3 separate regions of the Homo sapiens genome follow, and all the other regions are linked to region 2. Evidence: chromatin contacts called from ENCODE Hi-C data. All regions are on one chromosome and are shown on one strand. Each heading gives the region's core, a stretch centred on a gene start or an enhancer-like site at or near the end of the contact. The rest is flanking DNA. Distances are from core to core; before and after follow the strand shown. Region 1 holds the start of DNAJB14 (DnaJ heat shock protein family (Hsp40) member B14). Region 2 holds the start of INTS12 (integrator complex subunit 12). Region 3 holds the start of FAM241A (family with sequence similarity 241 member A).

What was found. A loop is a pair of places that touch in the nucleus more often than their neighbours do. Pooled maps may share reads with other maps.
Region 1: a loop to region 2 is called in a map of naive thymus-derived CD4-positive, alpha-beta T cell, with 10 times the contacts of the local background. The contact joins the promoter of DNAJB14 here to the promoter of INTS12 in region 2. A Hi-C loop is called at or near these places in 1 of 168 maps with a recorded cell type or tissue (naive thymus-derived CD4-positive, alpha-beta T cell), 1 of 37 single-sample maps with no recorded cell type and 9 of 50 pooled maps.
Region 3: a loop to region 2 is called in a pooled map, with 22 times the contacts of the local background. The contact joins the promoter of FAM241A here to the promoter of INTS12 in region 2. A Hi-C loop is called at or near these places in 5 of 50 pooled maps.

Annotation. Positions count from the first base shown.
Region 1 is chr4:99,945,037-99,947,886 of GRCh38, forward strand. It overlaps DNAJB14 (DnaJ heat shock protein family (Hsp40) member B14), which reads right to left and starts at 1,582. Exons shown (of 8, transcript NM_001031723.4): 1 at 1,403-1,582. The coding sequence starts at 1,535. RefSeq lists an enhancer at 966-1,015 and a silencer at 1,186-1,845.
Region 2 is chr4:105,707,259-105,710,147 of GRCh38, forward strand. INTS12 (integrator complex subunit 12) reads right to left here and starts at 1,431. Exons shown (of 8, transcript NM_020395.4): 1 at 1,380-1,431. GSTCD (glutathione S-transferase C-terminal domain containing) reads left to right here and starts at 1,526. Exons shown (of 12, transcript NM_001370181.1): 1 at 1,526-1,758. LOC124900747 (a long non-coding RNA gene) reads left to right here. Exons shown (of 2, transcript XR_007058214.1): 2 at 643-838. RefSeq lists an enhancer at 1,506-1,755.
Region 3 is chr4:112,143,780-112,146,764 of GRCh38, forward strand. FAM241A (family with sequence similarity 241 member A) reads left to right here and starts at 1,675. Exons shown (of 2, transcript NM_152400.3): 1 at 1,675-1,954. The coding sequence starts at 1,802. RefSeq lists a silencer at 1,456-2,105 and an enhancer at 2,446-2,585.

The DNA of each region.
Region 1 (2,850 bases), core at 332-2,831, 5.8 Mb before region 2:
TGGTAGTTGCCAGGGTCTTAGGAGACGGGGCGGTAGGGAGCTGTCTGATTAGTACACAGTTGTGTTGTAAGATGAAAAAGTTCTGAAGAGTCCTTGCACAACAATGTCAATATACTTCACTAATGGACTGCACACTTAAAAATAGTTAAGACCGTAAATTTGGCAGGTTTTTAAACCACAACTTAAAAAATTATTAACTCTTTTCTTTCATTTTATTTTCCTGTCCTCATGGGTATAGTGTTAGAAGGCAATGTAATGGAAAGGATAGAGAGAAAAGCAAAGAGCACAGGGCTTCAACGACGTAGAGAAAAAAATTTAAGAGACAACAAAACAAGTGGCCCCATATTTTCATTAATAATTTTCTACAATTAATTGAATCTATCGATAACTTTCTTCTTAACCTGGAAATACTAATGGCAAGGCAACAGTGTAGCGGTTAAAGGCCTTTTCGAGTCTGAAAGTTCAGCTACTATTCTGACTTTGCTACTAATTGTTGTGTGACCTTGGGTAAGATACTTTCATTCATTCGCTAATTCATTCATTAATTATCAGAAAGTCTGTTTCCACGTGGGTAAACCTGGTCAAATGAATCCTGCACCTCTACACAGAATTGTTCTGAGGAATAAATGAAATAATCCATGCAAAATGTTGGGCACAACTATTGGCACTTTGTGCTCAATAAATGTTGGCTATTATTACTCCGAAGCCTATCGAGTAGGAAAATAAATAAGCTGACTTCAACTAAAGGAAACCCAGTACCATATTCCTCAGAGATTTGGTTCGTCGATAATCATGGTGTTATCAAATCAGATACTCTTCAGCAATCATTACTGACTCTTGACCATTCTTGCCGAAAGTGTGCTCTTCTCTTTTAAAGGAACTCTCTCCCAGGGAAAAGCAATGTCATCTCAGGTATTCGATGTTTGCTTTGGGAACAGTTTTCTACAGATCTCAGAAACATGGAATCTGAGATTAGCCACTAGAGTACACCATTCCTCTCACTTCGATAGGGGCCTAGGCCTTATGTAGGACTGAGAATGGGGAGGGAGGGGGCCACATAAACAACACAGATACAAATAAAGCCTCACTGTGGTAAGACGGGACCAGACAAGTCTCCTCCAGGGAGAATGAAACCCGGACATTTAGGACAGCGGAACGCGGAGCCGGCGGGCAGGCGGGTGCAGAGGAACCTCGCGCAGCATTCCCCGAGCCCCAGCCCGGAGCCGGGGCTGGGGCCAGGGCGGGGGTGTGTCGGGATGCTCCCCACCGGGCCTGGGGCTGGGGCTGGCTCAGACAGGCCGGGGGCCCCGCAGGCCTCCAGGAGGGGCCGAGGTGGGGGCAGGGGCGGGCTACGCGGTGGTCTGGGGATTGGGCAGGAAGAGAAGGGACGCTGAGGTCTCACCGCGGGCCGAGGGCAGTGGGTAGAGCTTCTCGGCCTTCTGCAGGAAGCGCTGGGCCTTCTCGCGGTTGCCGGCGTTCAGGGCCTCCCGGGCGATCTCGACACATTTCTCAGCCTCATCCCTGTTCCCCTCCATAGCTTGCTCCTTCTTCCGTTTCCTCCGGCAGCGCAGCTAAGAAGGGCGGAAGCCGCCGCCGCGGAGGAGGCGAGGCGGGACCGGCTGGGGGCGTGCGGCGGCAGCGGGGAGGAGCGCAGGGGACCGCGGCAGCGGCTGCGACGGCCCGGGCGGACGGGCGGGCCTCGCAGCTCCGCCTCCTCACGGCGGCCTCCCCGCCCCCCGCGGGCCCCTAGGGCGCGATCCGCATCCGTCCCGGCCCAGGACCAACCTCCTGGGCCGGGGCGTCCGAGCTGACTCGGTGGTCCGCGCACGGCGCCAGCAGGCTCGAAGCGGACCTGCCCGGGAGGCGGACGATAGCAGCCGGGCTGCCCATCGCGGGGAGGGGTTCCGCCCGGGACCCGATTGCCGGCATTGGTAGCGCCGTGCCCTGTGACCTCCAGGCGAGGCCCTCGCAGCTCAGGCCAGGAGGACAGGGTCCGGGAAGGGGACACTCGTTTTCAGTAAAATTGCCAGGACTTGGAGGTTCCGCCTCTGGGCCCCTCAAGCGAGGGAGGATGCGGTCAGGTGAGGACCAAGGTGTCAGTCCAGTCTCAGCACTTCCGGGACACGTTAGAGCGTCGTTTGAACCTAATCTTAGGGCTTGTATGGCAGCCTTATTTCAGCTACATTTTTTCTGACCCGGATGTCTGGCTATCCAAAGTACAAAGCAGTTTAATTTGTAGCTTGCAACGAGTGGTGCAGATCGACCTTAATCCTGTGTAGCCAAAACAAGGCAGGAATCAGCCCCTCAGGGGCTGCCCTAACGAAAGCAAACTTTTGATTTCACCTTTTCCGTCCCATTTGGATAACATTACCACTTGGAAGTACCGTGTCTTGTTAGTCTTCGCGGTGGGGGTGGGGGGAATGTTTGCTATGTGCAAATTTTTTAAAAAAAAACATGACAAACTGTCAAAATGACCTGCTCAACCCAACCACAAGGTAACAATTTTTACATAATGCTGTGAGCCAAGCTGTTAATTCTGCTAACTACCATAACTCGGTACTTTCAAATAAGAAACCCTGCTTCTCTTCGATAAAATGGAGATAGTATATCCCCAATGATGTTACTGAGTACTTAACAACTTCAGACTTCAAAGCAGGGCCTGGCACGTAGCACTATTATCTTTAAAGTTTAAATTCGGAGTTCATTCTGTGGATATACAGGACATTCCTACCTATTCTCTCCCTCCCCAAGTCCACCATGCTAACAGCATACTAGTGCAGTGCTGTCACACAGCAAGCGAAGCCAATGTACAAACTGAAATGGTCACACTTAGCCTAAGAAACTGACAAT
Region 2 (2,889 bases), core at 181-2,680:
CATTCAAGGATATCTCATAGTGCTTTTTCATGGTATTGCAACTTTCTCCCTTGAAGCATTTTTTTTTTTTTTTGGCACAAGTGTTATGTCCCCTACAAAACTCTGAGTACTTTAAGGGCAGAGTCTATATTTATCTTTTTGCCTATCTCTTTGCCACTTTGCAAAGTACAACAAAATAATGGCTATAGAATTACTGGAATTAAGTGATCAAAGTATAGTGGTCTTATCTCTCCTTCTACACAATTGTAGCCATTTCCAAGGTCCCTTCAGCAAAAATCACAAAAGTAACTCACCCCTGCCCCCACAAAAAAAACTCCAAACATCAAAAAAGCAAAAGCAAAGCAATCACCTCTTTCACGACTGGGGACTTGTAGTACAATGTTCCTATCTGTAAAATTCTCACAATCTTTCGCCTGTCTTGCTTAATTCATTAATCCCACTGGTCTGTAAACTTGATGACAGCAGGAACTTGTTTTGTTCACTGTTATTTCCCTAGTGCTTGAAACTTAATAAGGGCTCAAAAATATTTATCGAATGAACGAACTAGGTTTTTTGCGTAAATGTCACCTTATAAGGCTTCTGTGATCTCTCCAGTCTAAATTGGGCATTCATATATAAATATAAGTATGTGCTTTCTCCTAGATCCATTTTTCACCCTACCTGGCAATCTCAAAAGAAGTCCAAAGTTGATCATATGCACGTGCCCCAGATGAAGGAAACAGAAACTGTTCACATAGAGTGCAGTATTATCGTTGCCATTTCATAATGGCTCTAAAAAACTTTGTTCTTCATGACTTCGCAAGCTCTTGCAACCCCTTCCAATAAACATTATTTTAAAGATGCTGCCTTTTTCATTCCTCCACTGAGTTCTTGGTTCTGGATAACACTGATACCTTAGGGACACCTGGAATCGCAGGAGAAAAGGCTCCGATTCCAAACCAATCAAGTGGCTGAAAGCTGACAGCAAACACTTAGAAAAGGAATGTCAATCCTTTGATCAAAGCATCACACATCGAAGTCCTAGAATGGGGGATGGTCCTTGACAGGGGAGCCAAAAGATGAGAGACAATGAGGGAGCTACGTAGAGAAGTCACTAAAACCCTCCGACAAAGTCCGAGGCAGGATTCCAAGTCCCTTGTCCCTAGACCTAGAAATATGCTCGGTCCGCATGTCCCGGCCCGCAACTCCCTCGGAGGAAGCACAGTCCTCACTGAAAGGGGAGAGCAGTCAGTCTAGGGCACGCAACCGCCCGTAAATTATGATTCCCCTTGAGGAGCGAGGAAACTAATACCCCACGTAGCTACTCTCCCACCTCGCTCCTGGCGCGGGGGTCTCGAGCCTCCAGGAGGCCAGGAGCAGAGTCGCTCAGCATAACTCACCGTTCCGCCCCGCCCTGCCGATCCGTCTGTTCCCGGTGGTCCCTTCGGAAACGGTTCCCGCACTGGCCGGCTCCGAAAGCAGGAAAACAAAGGTTCCCACAGTAGGGGCGGGGGAAACGTTTGGCAGTGCGACAGTAGGAAGTGACGTTACTTCCCTTTTTCCGGTCCGCCGGATTATGAATGACGGCCGGCGCGAGTATTTTCCACATAAGGTGGCTGTCGTTTTTCTCCTGGCGTCTGTGGAGGCGAGTGGTCTGCGGGCAGCAGCTCCCAGAGGCAGCCTTGGAATTCCAGCTCGGACTGGGCGGGAAGGCGCAGGCGGCCCAGGTCGCCGACACGCTCACGCACCCTCCCTGCCTGGCCGCGCCTCTGCGACCAGGTAAAGAGGGCGCTCGGGCCGCCGGCTTCTCAGCCTCCGCGACCCCCTAAGAACTGGTCTTTTCTTCGGGGGTCTGCAGGGCTGAGGATGCGGGGGAAGGGTGGGAAGGACAAGGGCGTGGTATCATCGTCCTGATTTTTCTCCCGCCCTGGGGCCGCCTCAAACTCCTTTTTGGCCACTCCTGCTGAAGGTGCGGGTTGAGGGCTCTGGGCTTCTCGGTAGTACGCGTTTCCCAGTTTCCCCCTAGCCAGTCCCTCATGTCTTCCTCTGCTGATGGAGAAATGGGGCAGCTTCCAGTTGGAGGCGTTGGTTGGGGTGGTTTGATATTTGCTGTTAAGTGTTACTTCAAGACCTCTTGGGTCACACTAACTTCTCTTCTCTCTTTGGCATTGAGTTTTCCATTCCAGCCCTTCCTGATTGCAGAAAGCAGTTCTATGTGAATACTACTTAACATTTACTCCAAAGGACTTGCTTCATTTGGGGCCATTTGCTTATGTTTTGTCATCACAGCAGTATCTCTTGGGTTTTTAACTTCTATAGAAAGTTTAATTTGCATGAAAGTTGCTTTGGTTTCAAAAACGTTTGCTAATACACGTACTTCCCATCCCAACTTTCTACCTGGTTTTGGGATGAGATGACTTGTTTTTTTCCCCTTTATTCTTAATGCCAGGATCCCATTCCTTGTCATAAATTCTTGAATATCAAGAAAATGCCAGCTTTAGTAATATATTGTGTGCTACATTATTGATAAAGAAGGTGGTGTATTTCTATTTTACCTAAGCTTATCTGTAAAAACAATGTTTACAGGAGAAAATGCAAAAGCTAGCAAGAACTAGTGATGTGATAATTTTAAACATGTAAACATAGTCATTTAAATCCATGATAATAAACTGTTATAACACAACTAAGTGATTCGCTGTCATATTTAATAAACATTAAGCTATGCGGGTTTTTTTTTCTTTTTTTTTAACTGCCTGATGGGGAGCATACACCACTGAGAGGATTGCTTTAAGCACACTCATTACTAAAAATTGTGTTTGTATTACACCTGAAAGTATCGTTTTGTGAGGTCTCACTTCAAAAATAAGACTGAAAAGGTCAATGAGATTTGAGAATCATCATTTCTTTTTA
Region 3 (2,985 bases), core at 425-2,924, 6.4 Mb after region 2:
TTCTAATTTTTGATATCCAACGGCATATTTTCTGGCCCCTAGAGAGATTGTTTGTGGAGGAGAGACAATCAGAGAGGGCATGTGTGAGAAACCATGTGTGAGAGATGGTGTGTGCGCGAGGTTGTATATGTGTGAGAGAGACTGTATGTATGTGAAATCATGTGTGTATGAGAGAGATTGTGTGTATGAGAGATTGTGGGTGTGTGAGAAAGACTGAGAATCTCCTGACTACAAAAAACAGGAAACTTCTTTAAAATAAGCCTATGAGATTCTGCCTATTTTAATTCCTTCTCTGGGCCTGAAAACATTTTAATAGAAGATCCCAAATAACTCTTACTCTTCTCCATGTGTACACATGTTTACTTTCCATATTTACTTTTCTGTATTTTACCTGTACAATAACCCATCGTTTTCCCAATGTACAGATAAGGCATACACAGAAAAAAAAGTGATATTTTATTTAAACACCCTTCCATTTTCCTTGAATAAAATGGATGGAGTAGTACAAAAAATAATTATCAATTGGATATATTCCCCTCACCACCCACTGAGAAAGACATATTCTTACCCAGTTACAGAAAGATACATCATTTGATACACCATCAAACGACCCAAGGCTCCAACAAACAACACACACTAGGAAGCACTCAACAGAAAGGGACAAATACACAGACCTTCAGTGAGACACTAGGAAAGGAGGCTAAAGGAACAAGAGGGACAGTGAAATGTGTCTTCCTTGAAAAGGACGGGCAGATACTCAGGCAAGAACAGGGGTACTCTGCTGGAGAGTGTAACTGGGTGCATGTGTGTGTTTCTCTCTCACATACAAACCCACACACACTAATCTCTTATACAAATGCGCTCTCTCTTAAATATATGCACTGGCTCTCTCACACAAGTAATTTCTCTTTCACACTTGATCTCTCTCAGTTTCTGTTGTTCCCTCATACAATCTCTCTCTCACAGTCTCTTGCATACACATACAATCTCAATCTCTCTCTCTCTCTCTCTCTCTCTCTCTTTCCCCCCCCCCTCCTCTCTCTCTCTCTCTCTCTCTCTGAAACGGGGTCTGGTTCTGTCGCCCACGCTGGAGTGCAGTGGTGTGATCTCTGCTCACTGCAGCCTCGACTTCCCGCGCTGAGACGATCCTCCCACCTCAGCCTCCTGAGTAGCTGGGACCACACTGCCGCCACCACGCCCGCCTAATTCTATTTTTAGTAGAGATGGGGTTGCCCAGGCTGGTCTCCAACTCCTGGGCTCAAGCTATCTGCCCGCCTCGGCCTCCCAAAGTGCATACAATCTCTTATACGCAGTTTCTTTTATATAGAATCTCTCTCACACACACACACAAATCACGCTCAGCGTCTCTCTCACACTCTCTAACGGTCTCTTACGCACACACAATATCCCTCATACATACACACAGCCTCTCTCATGTACAATCTCCCTCATGCAGTGTATGTCCATAGTTTTTCACACAACACCCTTCTTCTCTCAGTCTGTCGGCCTCTCTCTCAATCTCACACACACACCCCCGCCCCCCAACACACCGTTGGCCCCGCCCCCTGTCTTGGCCCCTCCCCTGTACGGCTCCGCCCCGACGGCCGGGGGTTGGGCGAGCCAGTGACAGGAGGGGCCGGGCTGGTACTTCAGGCGCCCAGGCCGGCGGGGCGCGCTCCGGCGGCTCCTGTCAGCGGCGGGTGCGGCGGATCCCAGGGCAGCCTTCGGGCGGCGGCGCTGCCTGGTGCGTCGCGGCGTGGTCCTCCGGCGGCTGTCCGGGGCGGTAGGAGTTGGCTGCGGGATGTGCTCAGCCGGGGAGCTGCTGCGGGGCGGCGACGGCGGGGAACGCGACGAGGACGGGGACGCGCTGGCGGAGCGGGAGGCGGCAGGGACCGGGTGGGATCCCGGGGCGAGCCCGCGGCGGCGCGGACAGCGGCCGAAGGAGAGCGAGCAGGTGAGCGCGGGGAGGGGCGGCGGCGAAGCGGCCGGGTCGGGGGCCGCGAGCCCCGCCCGGCGTTGGAGGGAAGGGGCCCGGCCCGCGGGCCGCGCCGCAGCTCTGCCCCGCGTGGGCACTGGCTCCCCGGCGCTCTGGGAAGTCGTCGCCGGGAGCGGTTAGACGGCGCTCCCAGGAGGAGCGGCGGGGTCGCGCGAGTGCAGACGCCAGCGCCGGCCCCGGGGTCGCGTGTCTGGCGGGGTCAGCGTGGTTCGTCCCCTGGCGTCCGGCAGAGGATTCTCAGGCTGGCGCCCAGGGCTCGGAGGAAATGCCCTCCATAGCGGTGATTTATTTAAAAGCCTCACTTGTAAACACTTCTTTTTCAACTTCGAGTCCGTGCCCTGCGCCAGGTTTAGGAGACGCCGGCTCCCCTCCCGCCCTCCATCTTGCGTTTCCGAGCCCACACCTAGCGTGTCTGGAAGGTGTGGGTGGATTCCGTCCACGGGCAGCGCTGAAAGCATGAGTAGGAGCGGGTGTTACAATGAATGTCTTGACAGGGACTCTCCCAGAGCACGTTCTTCATAAATACAGATGAGATCAAAGCTTCAGTTAAAAAGTGGAGAGGCAAGAATATTGCTTTCGGTTATAAGAGGCCAGCCATAGTAAGGGAAAAGAGAAGTTGCGTAATTTTTTAAACTCTCTGAGTTTATCTCATTTAAATAAAGTGTGATAATGGGCATTATAACATCAAATATCTTAAAGATTAGGCAAAAGGTTTAATTTTAAAAATTGAATTGTATGTTGGATGAATTTTCTACAGCAAATACAGTATTTAGACTTTCCAAATACCTGAGGTAAGCCGCTCTTTAGACTCACATTAAGGAGCAGGAATTCAAATGATTATTGGCCTTTATTACAGCCTGTACTGTTAGGACAATTAATACCTGTCTCTCCTCATCTTTCTTCATCTGTCCTTTCTGTCACGTTTCACAAATTCCAGTATCATCACTAAATGCATTAATAGATGTATACCTTACATTGTTTCAATAGGT